2 separate regions of the Homo sapiens genome follow, and region 2 is linked to region 1. The links are chromatin contacts, found by Hi-C or POLR2A ChIA-PET in ENCODE. All regions are on one chromosome and are shown on one strand. Each heading gives the region's core, a stretch centred on a gene start or an enhancer-like site at or near the end of the contact. The rest is flanking DNA. Distances are from core to core; before and after follow the strand shown.

Evidence for each region. Hi-C counts contacts between places; a loop is a spot of excess contacts on that map. ChIA-PET counts read pairs that join two places held with the same protein, here RNA polymerase II (POLR2A). Pooled maps may share reads with other maps.
Region 2: a pooled map shows a loop between it and region 1 (2.7-fold over the local background). The contact joins the promoter of DLGAP3 here to the promoter of ZMYM1 in region 1. A Hi-C loop is called at or near these places in 2 of 50 pooled maps. POLR2A ChIA-PET finds 5 or more read pairs at or near these places in 7 of 52 experiments (A549, H1, WTC11 and 3 more).

The regions. Positions count from the first base shown.
Region 1 is chr1:35,077,831-35,081,822 of GRCh38, reverse strand. It overlaps ZMYM1 (zinc finger MYM-type containing 1), which reads right to left and starts at 2,438. Exons shown (of 10, transcript NM_024772.5): 1 at 2,381-2,438. RefSeq lists an enhancer at 2,013-2,531.
Region 2 is chr1:34,927,240-34,930,983 of GRCh38, reverse strand. DLGAP3 (DLG associated protein 3) reads left to right here and starts at 1,334. Exons shown (of 12, transcript NM_001080418.3): 1 at 1,334-1,533. RefSeq lists silencers at 726-775, 1,756-1,825.

The DNA.
Region 1 (3,992 bases), core at 1,189-3,688:
TCAGGAGGCTGAAACAGGAGAATCACTTGAACCTGGGTGTCAGAGGCTACAGTGAGCCGAGATTGTGCCACTGCATTCCAGCCTGGGTGACACAGTGCGACTCCGTCTCAAACAAACAAACAAAAAATCAATTTTATTTCTTTATACTAGAACAGAAAAATATAAAAATAACCATTTTCTGCAGCATCATAAATATCAAATATAGGAATAAATCTAATGAAAGCTATTAAAGAACTCTACAGTGAAAACAAAACATTGCTGAGAGAAATTAAGGAAGATCTAAATAAATGCTCATTGATGGAAAGAGTCAATATTAATTTTTCTCCTAATTAAGCTGTAGATGAAAATCCCAGCAGGGGTTTTTGTGGAATTTGTAAGGTAATTCTAATGTATATACAATGTGCATACAGAGCCTAGCATAACCAAGACAATATCAAAAAAAAAAAATGTTGGAAGGGCTTATAAAGCTACAGTAAATTAAGATAGTGTGGTATGGACACAAGCAAAAACAAAACAGAGTCTGGAAGCAGATATACTCCTATCCCTTATTTCTTCGCATTATACCACTTCTTTATACATTACACTTTGCTAAGATTTATTTTATTCGGCCGGGCACGGTGGCTCCTGTCTGCAATCCCAGCACTTTGAGAGGGTGGATCAGCTGAGGTCGGAGTTCTAGACCAGCCTGGCCAACATGGTGAAACCCTGTCTCTACTAAACAAAAATTAGCCAGGTGTGGTGTAATCCCAGCTACTTGGGAGGCTGAGGCAGGAGAATCACTTGAACTGGAGGTGGAGGTTGCAGTGAGCTGAGATCGCGCTACTGCACTCCAGTCTGGGAGACAAGAGTGAAATGCTGTCTCAAAAAAAAAAAATTATTTTATTCAACTGAGTTCTGCAAGGTCTTTTACTAGCCTGATGGGAAGGCTGGAGGCAGAAGGCTATATGTTTTTCAAACCAAACTAAAATGTCCATGGTTAATTCTGCAGGCAATGAAGAGCCATCATTTCCGAAGTGCCTTGGTACCGGGTTACACTGATGAGTAGGATGTCCCAACCAGTAAGTATATACAAGGTACTGAGAAGAAATGAAAAAAGAAGACGGTCAGTCTTCTGGGAGGTGAAATTTGAGCTGGGTTTTAAAGTGTCTACCAACCAATGATGGCGGATATTCCTGGTATAGAGACAGCATGTACAAAACCACAAATAGCCGGGCACAGTGGCTCAAGCCTGTAATCCCAGCACTTTGAGAGGCCCAAGCAGGTGGATTGCTTCGATTCAGGAGTTCGAGACCAGCCTAGGCAACATGAAGATAACCTGTCTCTACAAAAAATACAAAAATTAGCTGGGCGTAGTGGGGAGCACCTGTTGTTCCAGCTACTCTGGAACCTGAGGTGGGAGGATCGCTTAAGCTCGGAAGGCTGAGGCTGCTTGTGAGCCGTGATCGTGTCACTGCACTCAGCCTGGGCCAAAGAGCGAGACCCAGTCTCCAAAAAAAAAAAAAAAAAAAGAAGCACAAATATATGGGAACTAGAAGGAGTGGGACTGTTGTTGCAGATAAAGTACAAGTGCAAGAGTGCTAGTAGAAGGAACTGGAAAGTTTGAAAAGTAGACATGGGTCATGTCAGGAAGGTCCCTGATACCAAATACCTTAAAATTAATCTTGTAAATCAGCAGCGTTCAAACTGTGCTTTTGGGGTTCAGCAAACATTTCATTTTTTTTTTTGAGACGGGGTCTCGCTCTGGAGTGCAGTGGCACGATCTCGACTAAATGCAACCTCTGCCTCCCGGTTCAAGCGATTCTCCTGCCTCAGCCTCCTGAGTAGCTGAGATTACAGGCGCCTGCCACCAAGCCCAGCTAATTTTTGTACTTTTAGTAGAGACGGGGTTTTGCCATGTTGGCCAGGCTGGTCTCGAACTTCTGACCTCAAGAGATCCGCCCGCCTGGGCCTCCCAAAGTGTCGGGATTACAGGCTTGAGGCACCACGCCCGGCCAGGAGTCAAACTTTTGAAAAATCACTGCTCAATGAAGGAGAGATACAGGTGTGATGGGGCTTCTGAAACGGAGGCTGCGGAGCGAGACTAAAGTCTGAAGGCCCAGTTACTACACAGGAGCAGGAGGCGGCGAGAATCGCTGGAAGCGGGGAGCACTAACCCCCCCAGTCTATGAGGGCAAGGTTAAAGGAGGCGGCAAACACAATCCACGTCAGGGCCTGGCCCGGAGTTCCCGACCCCCATCTGGCGGAATCCGCACTCAAAGCTCCGTCTCTAAAACCCCGACCCGGCGCGTCATCCTCCCTCCGACCGACAGCAGAAACCCTGCCCCTTTCGAGTAAGGCGCAGGAGTAAAGACCGAAACCAGAGCCGCATGAGGAGGCTTACTAATTTCTCTCAGGGACGCCCCGCCCAACGCTTCTGAAACAATCTTCGAAGCGAAACGGCCCCGCCGACCCCGCCCCTCTCCCGTCGTGCTCTGCGGTTGAGCATGCGCAGGGCCGCTGGCTCAGGGTGGTCCCAGCTCCCTGAATTGGGAAGAGCGACTTTGGGATAGAAGAAGTGGGAGAGGGGGAGGGGAAGAGTCCTTACGGCCCGCATAGGATCTTACCCTTGAAGTCGTCGCTGGCTGGCAGCCAAAGTAGGACCCTTGACTCAGAGCTCAGGCAGGGCAGTTAGATTTCCTGGATTTGAGAGATGGCTTTACTACTTATTAGCTGTGTGCTAGTAAGCGATTTGACAACTTCTATAAATCTCCATTTCTTCGACCTTGAAATGGGGATAATTGTAGTGGCTGCATCGTAGGTTTGTAAACATTAGGCAGGCTTCTGCAGAAGCTGGACTCAAAAAAAAAAAATATGACAGGCAATGTTAGCAAAGTGCCAGTTGCAGAGTAAATTCCTAGTAAAAGGAAATTATCCTCAGAGGTAGGGAGGGAGTTCAGACTTCTTTCATTAGTACGTTAAAATTAAAATGACCCCAGGCTGGGTGTGGTGGGTCACACCTATAATTCCAGCACTTTGGGAGGCCGAGGCGGGTGGACTGCTTGAGTTCAGGAATTCAAGACCATCCTGACCAACATGGTGAAACCCCGTCTCTATTAAAAATACAGAAATTAGCCGGGCATGGAGGCGGGCGCCTGTAATCCCAGCTACTTGGGAGTCTGAGGCAGGAGAATCGCTTGAAGCCAGGAGGCAGAGGTTGCAGTGAGCTGAGATTGTACCACTGCACTTCAGCCTGAGCGACAGAGAGAGACTGCGTCTCAAAAAAAAAAAAAAAAAAAAAAAAAAAAATTAAAATAACCCCAAACTGCATGTCAAAAATAATGGCATATTTTAAATGTTTTTTGACAATACTTTCAACACCTAAAAAAGTATAGGACGAACTAACTGTGCTATTCCTAAAGGCATAAGAGGATTCTAAAATATATATATAAGGTTGAATGATGAACTTATTATAATCATATTTGACAATTACTTTTAAAGGAGATATTCTCAAAAATCTAAATTTGAGGCCCTTGTGAAGGTGAGGTCCAGACCAAAAGGGCCTCCTAATCCTTGCTGCTATGGTCCTTAAATATCCTTTGGAATTAGCCTCAAATCTAATATAAACCCTTTGGTAATTTGAAATATTATACGAGTAACTGAAGTTAATTTCTCCAACATTTATTATTACCTTCTAATATTCATAATAATCTGTTTAGACTGTTAGGATTAGAAAGGACCTTACTGAAATGATCTCTCCTCTAATGCTCCCTTCCTACCAAAGGAAAAGCTGAAGGCAAGAGGATAAAGGTAATTTGCCCCAAGTTACACAGCAACTCAGTGACTGGGATTAGATTGGAACCCAGAAATGAGTCCTGGTTCAGTGGGCATCCAAAGGCAAGTGATGTCATTGTAAATGCCCCGTGGGTTCACCTTGCCCGCTACCTAAACACAGTCCATTTATCAAGACGGGGAATTGCAATAGAGAAAGAGTAATTCACGCAGAGCCAGCTGTG
Region 2 (3,744 bases), core at 85-2,584, 150 kb after region 1:
ATGTGGCATCTTAAAACATCATCTCCCTGGGGAAAAGAGGTCTTGGCTCCCAGTTCTAGCTCTTCTGGGCCTTTGGCTTCTCCTTTCCGTGCCTCACTTTCCCCTTTATACAGGGAGGAGAGCCGGTGGCCCCACAAGGAAACAGAGAGCAGGGAGTTGTTGGGGTGCGGGGTGGGGGCCGTTGAATCAGAACAACTCCAAGGTATGTTCCTAGAGAGGTGGGCAGTCTCAAGCCTCCCAAGCCCACACCTCACCATCCCAAGCTTTCAAGACCGGAAAAGGTAGAGGAGGGAAGAGGGCTTTAAGGATGCCCACTGAACCTCCACCCCCAACTTTCAGCGCCGGAGGCAGTGTTTCCTCACACCTACCCTGGAAAGCCGGAATCCGGAGCCACCCCTTCCCCCACGTCTTCAGCCCCTCCCCCTGCGGCTTCCCCACCGTGGCCCCCTCCCCCCCATTACAGCATCGCTCTGGGCGCCAAGACGGATTCAAGCCAGGGGACTGCTGCAGTCCGCTCTCCGCCTCTCGGCTCCCGCAGCCTGTGTCCGGGCTCCGCAGCCTCCAGCTGTGCTTCGGACAGTCCCTTTCCCCCCACCCCGACCCCGCCATGGCACAATCCCAGGCTCAGGGCCCAGAGGCGGGCGGGCACAGTGGGCACGGGCGGGGGCCCAGCACAGGCGGCAGGTACAGCGGGGCTCTCCCTCCACACTGGGGATGCCTCGGCTGTGCGGACTGTGGGTGGGGGACGCCTGCCAGCGGCTCCGAGGCCGGGCACAGCGCCCCATCCTGGCAGGGGCTGGGGCCGAAGAGGGGGGCTCCCTGACCCCAAGCCAGGAGCTGAGGTCAGGCGGCCGACCGGGAAAGCCCGAAGGAGAGTCTCCTAAGCGGACGGGCCTGGGGGCTGTGTGTGACATTCAGGGCGTGACTGCCCCTCGGCGGGGGGCGAGACCCGGTCCGTGAGGCTGAGCTGGTCCCCGACCGCCCGCCCGCCGCCGGGCTTGGGTCCCTGTACCCAGGTCGGCTGTGCGTGGCCGTGACACTTCGGGTGCCTGTTCCTGGGTCCCCGGGGAGGGGGATCTCATTCCTGCCCCTACGCTGGGCGCCCCCAGCACCGTCGCTCAGCGAGGTGGGCGCTCCTCCGGGACCCCGGCGGCCGCCCGCGGGCGGCGACCTCGGCCCTCCTGGGTCCGCGCGGGGGCGGGGAGCTCGGTCCCCCTCCCTCTTCCTCTCCCTCTCCCTCTCCCTGCTCGGCTGCCCTGCGCGGGGGCGGGGGCGGGGGCGGAGCGCGCGGGCGGGATCCCCCCGCCTCCCCTTCCCGGTCCCCGGGAAATCCAGCCTCCGTGGCTTGGCCGCCTCCCGCTCCCGCGCCCGCTGCCGCTCGGCGCTCGCTTGGGGCTCCGCAGCCGGCGCGGCCCCTCAGCTGGGGGCTCCGCAGTGCCGGGCCCCGGTCCCTGCCCGCCTGCCCAACGCCGCAGCGCCCCCGGCCCGGGCCGCCGGCACCATGTAACCCGGCCGGAGCCCGAGCCGGGCCAGGTAAGCCGCGGGGAGGAGTGGGGACGGGGCCGCGCTCGCGGCTCCCTCTGCAGCGCCCCCCAGGCACGGCCCGGCTGCGGCCCCGGCGCCGCCCACGCCCCGGGCTCCGGCGCTCGGCTCCCGGCCCCGGGAGGGGGGAGGGGCTGGGCCTCCTCAGCTGCCCCCGCTCCTGCCCCGGCCTGGCTGCCCGCGGGCCCGACCCGAGGGGCGGGCAGGGGACCACGCGGACCGCGGACCCACGCTCCCGGTCAGGGCCGCGGGGACAGGCCAGCCCCGGCCCAGCCCTCGCCCGGCTGGAGGCTCGGGTCTGGGAGGGAGTAGCCAGCTGGTTGTGGGGGAAGTCGTGGTGCTGGGGAGATCCGGAGAGAAGTTTCCTCTGCAGGTGTGTGAATGTGAGTGCGTGTCGCTGTGTGTCTGTGCCGAGTGTGTCACTGTGTGGGTCTGTGGGCGATTGTGTGTGCCGGTGAGTGTATGCCGTGAGTGTGTGCGTGTGTCACTGTGGGCGAGAGTGTGTGTGCATGTTAGTGGGTGTATGCAGCGTGAGTGTGGAGGGTGGTACTGTGTATGCATCTGTGGACATGTGAGTGAATGAGTGTGTGTTGTCCCCATGTGTGCCTGTGTGTGTCTGTGAGTGTGTGAATGGATGTGTGTGCCGGCGTGACTGTCTCTGTGAGTGGGTCCCGGTATCTGCCCTGTGTGACTGTGTGTGTGTGTGTGTGCGTGTGCGCGCGCGTGCGTTGGCTGTGTGAGAGAGAGTGTATCTGAGCGCGGTTCACTCTGAATCACCCACACCTGGGCTCTGTCCCCCCCACTGTCCCCCCATTCCTGGTGGGATATGGGACAGGGAGATGAGACTTTTCCGAGGTCAGATCATTCCCCACTTCTCTGGGGACCCCTGACCCTTGATTCAGGCAAGAGCTTTGTGGCACTCCCCAGCTTGGTCTCTACCTTCACCTACCTCAGGGGGTGCCCTCTGGGATGTTGCTGGTCGTGTCCTTCCTGCATGCTAAGGCCCCTGGTGGGTGGGAGGGGGGATCTGGGGCGAGCTGGAGTATGTGCCTGCGTGTGCTGCTTCTCCTTTTGGGGGCCTGGGAACTTGTGTCATCTCAATAATGTTTCACCAAGGGCCTTTTAGAGCTAGGAGATGAGGAGGCCAGGTGGAAGCGTCTGCCCTGTTAGTCATCAGAGCAGGTGGCGCTCTCCCAGACTTCCAAGTCCCAAACCTTCAAGTTCTGGGTTATTGGTTCAGTCCACTGGCTCCGGGTGGGTCTGTACTAAGCTCTTTGAAGTAATAATAATAAAATAATGCCCTCATATTAGTTCAGGGCTTTTGAAAATGCTGCCCTCTGAACTCTTCTTATTTCCCCAACAGCCTTGGGAAGCAGGCAGGACAGGTATCACGTTAAGCCATATGCAACTGCAATATTCAACTGTTTTTATTTAACCTACAAAAACAGCAATTTCATATGGTTCAACCAAATATAATGCCGATTTACAGATGAAGATGTTGAGGCTTGAGAAATGAATTGCATTTTCCACAACCACACACTGCTAGTTAGTGGTACAGAAAGACCTCAGCCCAGGTCTTTCAGTGACCCAAAGAACTGGGCTGGGCCAAGGTTAGAGAGTGGTACTTCCTGGTGTGCTCTCTCTGACCCTGGGGGCACTGCCCTCTACCACTGCGCAGCATTCCCTGAATGCTGGGGCTACTTCTGCACCCAGCTGCCAATGCCTAAAAGAGTGGGGGGTGGGGGGAGAAGAGAGGAGGGAGGGGAGGGAGAGGCTTCGTGAGTTGGCAGTGAATCAGGGTCTAAAAAGGGAGCTGGGAGGGCTAGGGTGGCAGGTGTTTCTAAAAGGAACATGAACATAGGATGAACGGCCTCACATACAGCCCCCGCATCTCCCACCCGCCACTGCCCCACTGATCTGGCAGGCAGGGCCCGCTGAGTTTTGTGCCAGGGGGCTCACATCCAACGAGTGAGCTTGTATGTAGCTGTAGAATGATGGCCAGGAGAGGAACCTTAGTATTGACTTGGTCCAACCTCTTCATTACAAACCGGGGACTCTGAAGCCCCAAGAAGGGAGGGGACTTGCCCAAGGTCACACAACGAATTTGTGAGTTCCTAGGCTAATCTTAGACGAGGAACTTTGCAATCCTCCATGTTGCCTTCTATTCCTGAACTCTCCCCACCCCCATCAGAGCTGAGTACA